Regions from separate parts of the Homo sapiens genome. Here region 1 is linked to region 2. Evidence: chromatin contacts called from ENCODE Hi-C or POLR2A ChIA-PET data. All regions are on one chromosome and are shown on one strand. Each heading gives the region's core, a stretch centred on a gene start or an enhancer-like site at or near the end of the contact. The rest is flanking DNA. Distances are from core to core; before and after follow the strand shown. Region 1 has its middle 83 kb from the start of MIR5192. Region 2 overlaps COMMD1 (copper metabolism domain containing 1).

The links. Hi-C counts contacts between places; a loop is a spot of excess contacts on that map. ChIA-PET counts read pairs that join two places held with the same protein, here RNA polymerase II (POLR2A). Pooled maps may share reads with other maps.
Region 1: a loop to region 2 is called in a map with no recorded cell type, with 9 times the contacts of the local background. The contact joins two enhancer-like sites. A Hi-C loop is called at or near these places in 2 of 37 single-sample maps with no recorded cell type and 4 of 50 pooled maps. POLR2A ChIA-PET finds 5 or more read pairs at or near these places in 3 of 52 experiments (GM12878, MCF 10A and WTC11).

What each region holds. Positions count from the first base shown.
Region 1 is chr2:62,285,588-62,291,197 of GRCh38, reverse strand. No RefSeq gene overlaps it. Among named protein-coding and RNA genes, the nearest start is that of MIR5192, 83 kb to the right of the region's middle. RefSeq lists a silencer at 3,030-3,324. Within about 2 kb of position 3,122, at least 9 of the 41 ENCODE cell types and tissues checked have a DNase peak (open chromatin) inside an H3K27ac peak, as active enhancers do; they include GM12878, where a contact is called at or near this core.
Region 2 is chr2:62,037,868-62,043,389 of GRCh38, reverse strand. The region is part of intron 2 of COMMD1 (copper metabolism domain containing 1); the gene reads right to left. Among named protein-coding and RNA genes, the nearest start is that of COMMD1, 130 kb to the right of the region's middle. Within about 2 kb of position 3,994, at least 5 of the 41 ENCODE cell types and tissues checked have a DNase peak (open chromatin) inside an H3K27ac peak, as active enhancers do; they include GM12878, where a contact is called at or near this core.

The DNA.
Region 1 (5,610 bases), core at 1,873-4,372, 250 kb before region 2:
GTCTGTGCTTCTTGCCAACTGGCTATTGATCCAGGTTCCCATGCCCCCCTCCTTGGGTTCAATTAATTTGCTAGAGTGGCTCACAGAACTCAAGGAAACACATTTACCGTTTTTTTTTTTATAAAGCTTATTACAAAGGAAATGAAGAGATACATAAGTTGAGGTATGGAGTCTGGAGCTTCCGTGCCCTCTCAGTATTTGCCACCCTCCCAGAACCTCCTCATGCTCAGCTGTCCAGAAGCTCTCTGAACCAGAACTTTTCGGGTTATTATGGAGGCAGGCATGATTAAGCCATTGGCCTTTGGTGCTTAACCCAAACTTTAGCCCCCTCTCCTCCAAATGAAGAGATGCATAAGATAAGGAATTGCAGGGAGAGCTGAAAGTTCCATCCCTCTAATCCTGCCTTGGTCTTTTTGGTGACCAGCTCACATCCTGAAGTTAGGTAGGGGCTGCCAGCCATGGATCAACTCATTAGCAAACAAAAAGACTTTGGAGTTCCCAAGGATTTTAGGAGTATGCTAGGAGACCGGAATAAGACTCTCTCTCTCTCTCTCTCTCTCTCTCTATATATATATATATATATATATATGTGTGTGTGTGTGTGTGTGTGTGTGTGTGTGTGTGTGTGTATATATATATAATTTTTTTTAGATGGAGTCTTGCTCTGTCACCCAGGCTGGAGTGCAGTGGCACAATCTCAGCTCACTGCAACCTCCGCCTCCCGGGTTCAAGCGATTCTCCTGCCTCAGCCTCCCAAGTAGCTGGGACTACAGGCACCCACCACCATGCCTGGCTAATTTTTGTATTTTTAGTAGAGATGGGGGGGTTCACCATGTTGGCCAGGCTGGTCTCAAACTCCTGGCCTCAAGTGATCCACCTGCCTCAGCCTCCCAAAGTCCTGGGATTACAGGCATGAGCCACCACGCCCGGCCCAAATATATATTTTACAATATTATACTAGGCCTCTTCTCTTCACTAGCAAGTCTCCTCCACCCTGAGCATCTGGGAACCAGGTCTGCGCTGGTCCTTCATACTCCCCACCACAGCCTCCTGAGGTGGGAATTAGCACCCTGGGACAACTGGAACTCCAAGATTAAGTAAACCTAAACCATTTGTCTCCACCTTGTCTTTCTGCCAATGATCTTTTGGACTCACATGTAGGTCATCCCATGTCCCTGTTAAAAGTAATTTTGAAGCCAATCACAAAAGGCCACATATAGCATGATTCCATGTGTATGAAATGTCCAAAATAGGCAAATCGATAGAGACAAAAAGTAGGTGAGTTGTTGCCTATAGCTGGGGGGTGGTTGAGGGATGGGTGACTAAAGGGTACAGGGTTTCTTTTTGAAGTGATGAAAATGTTCTAAAATTGATTATGAAGATGAACAGGCAACCTTTGTGACTGTACTAAAAAACACTGAATTGTGTACTTTAGATGGGTGAATTGTAAATTATATGTCAATAAAGCTGTTAGAAGAAAAACCAATGATTTTTGCAGATTTTGACCCACAAGATGATCTGCCATTTGCTATATTACATGTGGATATATATGATGTCTCTGTGTCCACTCAGTTGGAAAAGGCCTCCGAGGCCCATTTGGGATCTCACCTGCCTACTCCAGCTGTGAGCATGGAAGGGAAATGAGCTATTTGGGTTGTCAAGAATGTGACAGGAAGGGATCAGCAGAGGCTCTAGGTGGAGGCAGGATGAAAACGTGGAAGCCTTGCACCACACGTTGCACCACAGCCCAGACTCAGGCTCCCAGAGCTCTAGGCTCTCACTGGGCTGGTGGTGAAATGGTGGTGCTGTGAGGTCTCCATTTCCATTGAGAAGTCAATAGAAGATCTCTCAAAGCTGTACCTCCTCCTCTCTCGGGAGGGTTCCAGGGCCCCTGGACAGTCTCCCTAGACATAAGTGTGCCTTAAGATATTTGTGCCCTTTGCTATGTGGGCCTGGGATGGCCACAGCTCTTGGGCTGGTAAGCTCAGGCCTCTAGCAACCTATCCAGGGCTTCGAATTTCCTACAGTGAGCCATGTAATGCTGAGAGGTGAAAATGGTTGGCTGACATGGTTGCTTTGCCCAGTGGTTTTCAAAGGGTGGTCCCAGGACCAGCAATATCAGCATCACTTGGGAACTCTTCAGGAATACAAATGCTCAGGCCATCCCAGACCTATTGAATTGGAAACTCCACAGGTAGGACCCAGGAATCTGTGTTTTAACAAGCCATCCAGGGGAGTCTGATGGACATGAAAGTTTGAGAATCATGATATAGATCCTGAGGTCCCTGAAGCAGAGGGACACATGCTGGTTCTGGATTGCATCCCCAGCACTAGCGACGTCTGCTATAAGAGGCGGTCATGAAGATTTTGTTGAATAAGTGAATGAACGCATGGTTTAGCTTATTTGTGATGGACTGCTTCTCTCTAACCAGCTGCCAACGAGAATATTTGCAAGCTGATAAAAAGAGAAGGGTGTGAGTATATCTGATCGTTCACTCCAGCTTCTTGTTGGCTCTGTTTGATCTCTGAATTATTAAGCAGGACTCATGGCCCATTTCACGTTTTCTTTTTAGAGATGAGGCCCTGGCTCTTTGACAATTTTTTTTTTCTAACCTCCAGAAACAAAAGCACTTTCCATTTGATTTCAGAATCAAGTTCTCCCACTACATCATTCTGGCCCTGGAAGGAAAAGGAGGATGCAGCTAGAAGGATGTTTTTGCATTTTCAAGTTCAAATGTACTCAAATTATTAAACATCTGGCTCTCAGGAGAACCAAGAAACACAGGCCAAGCACTTCTTAGAAATCCTGGGGGATGGGCAGGTTATGCACAGCAAATAGTAGGCCCATTTCCCATTCAGAGTTAGCCAGTGGCCAGAGGCTGGGTGGAGCTTGGTGCCTTCTCTCCTTGGTTTTGGATTATGGGCTGACTTTCAGATTCTCTGAAACTGCCACCTCCCTCAAATTCCCCAAAGCCAGGATTTCTTTGGGCTCACACCTCCTGAAACTAGCTGCTCTGTCACCCAGTGTGGTGCCCTTTCTCCTGTAACCACATACATTTCAGCTGGTGAGAGACTGGCCCCAGACAGACTGGGCACAGTGCCAGGACACTGAGGCATCCTCTGTTTCAGGAGCTCCTGGCTCCCTGCCACCAGCCCCACCCCTCACGAGGTCACCACACTCAACTGACAGGCACTAATCACCCTCTGAGCCATCTCACCCACAATGGACATCCAACACCCTCTATCTTTTTAGAACCAGACCCCTGCAGCAGTCTAATAGAACAACCAGGCTAAGAAACTAATTGCCCCAGGCTGGGTACGGTCGCTCACACCTGTAATCCCAGCACTTTTGGGAGGCTGAGGTGGGCAGATTGCTTGAGCTCAGGAGTTCAAGACCAGCCTGGTCAACATGGCAAAGCTGGGCATGGTAGTATGTCCTGTAGTCCCAGCTACTTGGGGGACTGAGGTAGGAGGACCGCTTGAGCCCCAGAAGTTGAGGGTGCAGTGAGCTGAGATTGCACCACTGCCTGGGGGATAAAGTGAGGCCCAACAAAAAAAAGAAAAAGTAACTGCCCCTTGTTTTCTGGGCTGTAGGCGCATAATGAAAAAAATGAACTATACCTCTCCTCCTATTGGATAGCCAGGCCTCAAGTCCTGGGGCATGGGTTTCCCCTACCCAGAGAGGTGAAGGCTTTATTTTTAGGAAGTGAGTAAAGAGCTGGTGGGATGGCTTGGAAGGAGGCTAGAGAAGGAAGCAGCCAAAGTGGAGGGAAGGATGAGGTGCGTGAGCCATCGGCCTTCTGCAGGCCTCATGACTGGGGGATCTGCACCCTGGGAATGACACGTCCTGAAGGTCAGCGACTGTGGCACCAGAGGCAGAGGCCTGAGAACCTCTGCAAAGAAGTGTCCTAGCTTGGTTTGAAGGAGGAGGAGTCAGCCGGGCGCGGTGGCTCACGCCTGTAATCCCAGCACTTTGGGAGGCCAAGGTGGGCGGATCACGAGGTCAGGAGATCGAGACCATCCTGGCTAACACGGTGAAACCCCGTCTCTACTAAAAATACAAAAAAATTAGCTGGGCATGATGGCGGGCGCCTGTAGTCCCAGCTACTCGGGAGGCTGAGGCGGGAGAATGGCGTGAACCCGGAGGCGGAGCTTGCAGTGAGCTGAGATCGCGCCCCTGACCTCCAGCCTGGGCGACAGAGCGAGACTCCATCTCAAAAAAAATAAAAAATAAAAAGAAAGAGGAGGAGTCATGAGCATGGATGAGATCAGAAGGGCTGTGGACAAATTGCACGAGGAGAAGCAGCCAATGCTGGACCGAAGACGGGGCCTCTTCCCTCTTCCCTAAGACAGTGTAAGCCTGGGCGTCACATGCACACCTTGGGCTGGGTGGATGAAGTGGGGGAGGAGGGAGGAAATCCTAAACAATGACAGAGACTGATTTCCCACTAACCCTAGTGGGGGGAGCATATGAATTTGATTTGTCATTTCTCACACTTTGGGATTCTGAAGAATATTTCACCTCTCCAATAGACTGTAAACTCCTAGTGACAGGGGACAGGTCTTTCACTTTTTACAGAATACCCCTCCCTGGCACTTAACAGTGACAGGCACATCGTGGGCGATGGATTGACTGGGAGCGTATTATCATTTCTACATGGTAATTTTCTTCTCCTGATTCTCCTCCTCCTCTTCTACCGTTCATCTTCTTGCTATTTCTATCCCTACTCCTCTTCCTCCTCTACTTCTACTGCTTTTTAAATTAACTTTCTCAGGTATAATTTGCATACAATTGAATGTACCTTTTTACTGTGCAGTTCTATTAGTTTTTAGATGCTCACTCCATCACAGTCAAGTTGGAGAACATTTCCATCACCCCCTGATTTCCCTTGACTGCCTCCTCGCAGTTAATTCCTTCTCCCACCCCCAGCCTCTGGCAATTTCATGTCAATAGACTCACACAGCATATACTCTTCTGTGTATGGCTTTCTTTGCTTAGCATGATGTTTTTGAGAAGTATCTATGTTCTTGCATGCATCAGCGGTTTGTTCATTTTATTATTGAGTAGTAGCCCTTGTGTTGAAACTGCCTTTGCAAAGACTATGATAGTGAGAGAAATATAACACAGCTGACTCCATCTTGCTTTTAGCCTCGCAGGCTGGCATCTTTGCTCATTCCTATGCACAGGCCAAGCTAACCATGGGAGGAATTTAGCTTACAGTTTAACTTGGAAACAAAGACGATAATAGTCCCTCCCTAAAACTAACCTCTGCCCCCTTGCTCAGGGACCAAAACTAATGAAAGGCCATAAGATTAGGATTATGAGAGGAGACATGAACTCTGCTAAAATATAGGTGTAATCCCTTCCCTCCCCTTCCCCTTCCTCTTCCCCGCCTCCACCTCTCCCTTCCACTCCCCTTTCCTTCCTTTCTTTTCCTTTCTTTTTTGAAACCAGGTGTCACTCTGTCCCCCAGGCTGCAGTGCAGTGGTGCCATCACAACTCACTGCAGCCTCAACCTCCCAGACTCAAGTGATCCCCCTACCTCAGCCTCCTGAGTAGCTGGGACTACAGGTGTGCACTACCACACCCAGCTAATTTTTGTATTTTTT
Region 2 (5,522 bases), core at 2,745-5,244:
GACTCCCAACAAGGTTTAGTCCTAAAAAATAAAAATGTAAAGAACTGAAGGAAGGGCAGCTAACAAAGAAATATGAAATAGCAATGAACTCAAGTCTGATATTTTAAAGAGACACCCCTAGACTCCCTAGCCATTAGTTAAGTAGAAGTATCTTCAGTGAATAGTAACTGCTGTTCTTGTTTAATCTCCACCTGGCCAAGGTACAAGCTATTCCCTTTGCCTGAAGCTATATCCAGTGTCACTGGCTTAGCTGGTATTTCCAAAGTCTGACTCATGGACAAATCTCAAGATGATGATAGGACTTGGCATCTTTGAATAAAACAATGTGTATTTAGCGGGTGAAAGACTGTAGACTCAGAGTTCCTTAGTCCAAAGTTAGTGGATACTAGACAATCTTCTCAACTGTTTAAAACGTCACAGAAAAAATAGGTTTGAAGTATTGTTTGGCCTTAAAAATAAAAGACGTTATTTCAATTTCTTGTAAATACCTTCAGAGACAAAGGCTGTAACTGACCTACTATCTCATCTACATCAAAGGGTTGCTTTTACTAGTGGCACCATTACCTCAATGGCAGCATACAAAATGCACAAAAGAGGCCGGGTGTGTGGTGGCTTATGCTTGTAGTCCTAGTGAGAGTTGACAACTTGCTAGCAGCCCTCATTCGCTCTCGGCACCTCCTCAGCCTCGGCATCCGCTCTGGCTGCGCTCGAGGAGCCCTTCAGCCCGTCGCCGGGGCTGGCTGAGGCCAGAGCCGGCTCCCCCTGCTCGCGGGGAGGTGTGGAGGGAGAGGCACGGGCGGGAGCCGGGGCTGCGCTCGGCGCTCGCGGGTTCCGGGTGGGCACGGGCTCAGTGGGCCCTGCACTCGGCACGGCCCGCCAGCACCTGCTGGGCTTGATCGGGGCACAAGCTCCTTCTGGGTTGCCGGAGTGCCCAGGCTAGGTGCCACAAAGTCCCCCGGAGAGTGCCATTGAGAGGTAAAGCCGGCTGGGCTTCTGGGTTGGGTAGGGACTTGGAGAACTTTTCTGTCTAGCTAAAGAATTGTAAATGCACCAATCAGTACTCAGTGTCTAGCAAAAGGTTTGCAAACGCACCAATCAGCACTCTGTGTCTAGCTAAAGGTTTGTAAATGCACCAATCAGCACTCTGTGTCTAGCTAATCGGGTAGGGGACTTGGAGAACTTTTGTGTCTAGCTAAGGGATTGTAAGTGCACCAATCAGCGCTGTGTGTCTAGCTAAAGGTTTGCAAATGCACCAATCAGCGCTCTGTCAAACAGACCAATCAGCTCTCTGTAAAATGGACCAATCGGTGCTCTGTAAAATGGACCAATCAGCTCTCTGTAAAATGGGCCAATCAGTAGGATGTGGGTGGGGCCAGATAAGGGAATAAAAAGCAGGCCACCAGAGCCAGCAGCGGCAAGCCGCTGAGGTCCTCTTCCACAGTGTGGAAGCTTAGTTCTTTCACTCTTCACAATAAATCTTGCTGCTGCTCACTCTTTGGGTCTGCATCGCCTTTATGAGCTGCAACACTCACAGCAAAAGTCTGCAGCTTGACTCCTGAAGCCAGCGAGACCACGAACCCACCGGAAGGAAGAAACTCCGGACACATCTGAACATCTGAAGGAACGAACTCCAGACACACCATCTTTAAGAACTGTAACACTCACCCGTGAGGGTCCGCGGCTTCATTCTTGAAGTCAGCGAGACCAAGAACCCACCAATTCCGGACACACTAGCACTTTGGGAGGACAGGGAGGCAGATGGCTTGAGCTCAGGAGCTCAAGACCAGCTTGGGCAACATGGTGAAACCTCATCTCCACACAAAACACAGAAAGAATTGGCCAAGTTTGCCCAGCTACTTGGGAGGCTAAGGTAGGAGGATTGCTTGGGCCTGGAAGGTCAAGGCTGCAGTGAGCTATGATAGCACCACTGTACTCCAACGTGGTGACAGAGTGAGACCCTATCTCAAAATACTAACAAAATGCATAAAAACAGCTCAATGATTACTTTTCTATTAATAAAACTGGCAAAAGAAAACACACATCAACTTTACAAATGTAATTTATTGAGCGAAAAAAAAACCACAAGTAGTTTTCATTATTAACAAATCAAGAGATTCATGATTTTTAATCTAGAGAGTAGAAATGGATTAATTTAAAATAAACTAAAGCCACGAATTAAAGAAGTTCCAGTCTGAAACATATTATATGTTAGATGATGGCATCTACTGACTAAATGTAATATTGCATTCCTGTATAAGTCATGAATATCTAGAGGAAGAGCAAAGTTTCTGGTGGCATGGACTGATAAGATCCTCGTAATGTTCTGGGGGTAGAGTACAGCAGTGTGAAGAGGAAAACAGTGACCAATGGGCAAGAAAAAGGCCAGGCACAGTGGCTCATGTCTGTAATCCCAGCACTTTGGGAGGCAAGGTGGGCAGGCCACTTGAGGCCAGGAGTTTGAGACCAGCCTGGCCAACATGGCAAAACCCCATCTCTACTAAAAGTACAAAAACTAGCCAGGTGTGGTGGTGCACACCTATAATCCCAGCTACTCAAGAGGCTGAAGCACGAGAACTGCTTGAACCCAGGAGGCAGAAGTTGCAGTGAGTCGAGATCGCGCCACTGCACTCTAGCTTGGGTGACAGAGCAAGACTGTCTCCAAAAATAAAAGGGAGGGGGGAAGGGGGCAAAGAAAAATTCCTGTACTAAAGACTATGACACAACCAAAAAGTAAACTGACAGGTGTATACTAAAATCCTCAAGCAAGGCAAATTGATCTTGGTGATATATAATTCCAAGAACTCCAACCTTAATTTTCTTCCTGAAATATTTTGTCTTTTGGGTTTTCATTTTTAGGGATATTATGTCTAATTTCACCATGAAAAATACAAGTAGGTTTCACTTCACATAAATTGTTTTCAAGAGAAACTATACTCTGAAAAGTAAAAGATATATTTTATAAATGATTTTTCACTGAGAACATAGGGAAAGAAAATGAGTTTTACACCAGGGAGAATTGTACTCAACCCTCTGGCCCTGCTACTAACTTGTATGACCTTTGTCTTCATTTATTTACCTTAAAATACATTTTTTAAGAACTGGCATATAATAGGTACTTTTTCTATTTTTATTTTTTGAGACAGAGTCTCACTCTGTCACGTAGGCTGGAGTGCCAGTGATGCAATCATGGCCAACTACAGCCTCAACTCCCTAGGCTCAAGTAATCCTCCCACCTCAGCCTCCCAAGTAGCTGGGACTACAGGTACATGCCACCATGCCCAGCTAATTATTGTAATTTTTGTAGACAGGGTCTCTATGTTGACTAGGCTAATCTCAAATTCCTGGCCTCACGCAATCCCCCAAGTCTTGGCCTCCCAAAGTGCTGGGATTACAGGCATAAGCCACCGTGCCCAGCTAAGCGGTACTCTTAACAAATGGCTATTGGTATGATTATCAAAGGGATTGCTAGCTATATAAATTTTTCCCAGGAGGGCCTTTGGGCAATAAAACTACATGTTACTATGCCAGAAAATACTTGACCAGTTAGGTTTCATAGTTCCTATGGAATTCTTGGTTCTAAGGATATTTGTGTTTAGTAGAAAGAGCTTTAAATAAGAAAAAAGAACACTTCTTTTCAGGTATTTAATTTTCTTAACTTCCAAAAGATAGAAAATACTACCTGGCATATCTCACACTTAATACTCCACAAGCAGATATATATGTTCCTTCGTCAGACAGAATTGTGCTTTCCTATATTTCCATAACTACGTACCAGAAACTGGCCAGCAATACTTGAAATTGCAACTTGGGCTATCCAACCATGGTGGTATGATGCAAGAGCAGCTTACTCCCCCTGATATTTAAGAGGCATATGCTGTGCAAGAGCTAGAAAATCAGCCAGCACCACCTAACCACAATGTGCTATTCTCACTTCCTCTCTGAGTCAAGTTTGCTAATCAACTCCTCAAAGAAAGGCCATAGTGATATTCCATCAGGTAAAAGGGAAGAGCACAGGCTTGTTCTCTTTAAGGCTGGGACAACTGCCAGGACTTTTCTGAATAAGACCTACTCTTTATGTGTATCCTTGCAATCATAAGATGTAGAATGTAAATGAATATACAAGCTAGGAATGGTTTCCTTAAAAAATGTGAAGTGCATATTCTCTGCTTGAAGGAAAGAAGACAGGAAATAGCATCCAACCCAACTACAGAGTAACTTAACAGCAGTCAGATTCAGAAAATGTGCTAACCCAATTTTCAGGCACAATTTTCTGGCCCTTCAAAGGCTGGAAATAAATGCAAGCATTCTGAGCTTGATTTCTCTTGGGAATGGCAGAGAAAGTTAAAGTTTTCTCCAAATTAAGCTTCATTTATCTACTTACGTTCTTAGAAACTGTAAAAGAAAATCAATATAAGTTTTTCAAAATACATACACACAACTATATATGCTGTGTATATGAGTATACATAAACTGTCTTTCATTAGAAATGAAATTTTAAGGAAGGTGGCCAACAAATCTAACATTAAAAAAATAAGGAAACAGGCTAGGAGTGATGCCTCACACCTGTAATCTTAGCACTTTGGGAAGCCAAGGCAGGCAAATCACTTGAGGTCAGGAGTTCAAGATCAGCCTGGGCAACATGGTGAAACCCCGGCTCTACTAACAATACAAAAATTAGCCAGGCGTGGTGATGTATGCCTGTAAGTCCAGCTACTTGGGAAGCTGAGGCATGAGAATTTGCTTGAATCCAGGAGGCTGAGGTTGCAATAAGCCAAGATCGTGCCACTGTACTCCAGCCTGGGCAACAGAGCAAGACTCCGTCTCAAAAATAAATAAATAAATAAATAAATGATAAAAAATAAAATATCAAAAAATAAAACATTTAAAAAAGAAACAATCATGCCTAGATAACAGAAAATTGGAAAAAAGAAAGCCATACGTTATTGTGATAAATTCTACAACAAAATTCAAAGCCATTTTCAATTTCTCAGTTATTGGAGTATTGCTGCTATTATTAACAATATCTTCATTACTTAATACATTTTGATTCATCGTTTTTTGGTTATTTTTGTTGTTGTTGTTGTTTGTTGCTGTTGCTGTTTGAGACAGAGTCTCACTCCGTCACCCAGGCTGGAGTGCAATGGCGCCATCTCGGCTGACTGCAACCTCCGCCTCCTGGATTCAAGCAATTCTCCTGCCTTAGCCTCCCAAGTAGCTGGGATTACAGGTGCATGCCACCACGCCCGACTAGTTTTGTATTTTTAGTAGAGATGGGGTTTCACCATGTTGGCCAGGCTGGTCTTGAACTCCTAACCTCAGGTGATCCTCCCATCTCGGCCTCTCAAAGTGCTGGGATTACAGGAGTGAGCCACCATGCCCAGACTGATTCACCAGTTTTTAAGACCACTATCCAAGGACAACTCTGTGAGGCAGACCGAATTAGTTCTGTTTTATATGTGAAAAACTGAGAAAAATATGTTAAGTGACTTATCTAACAGTACAAAACTAGTTAATGTGACAGC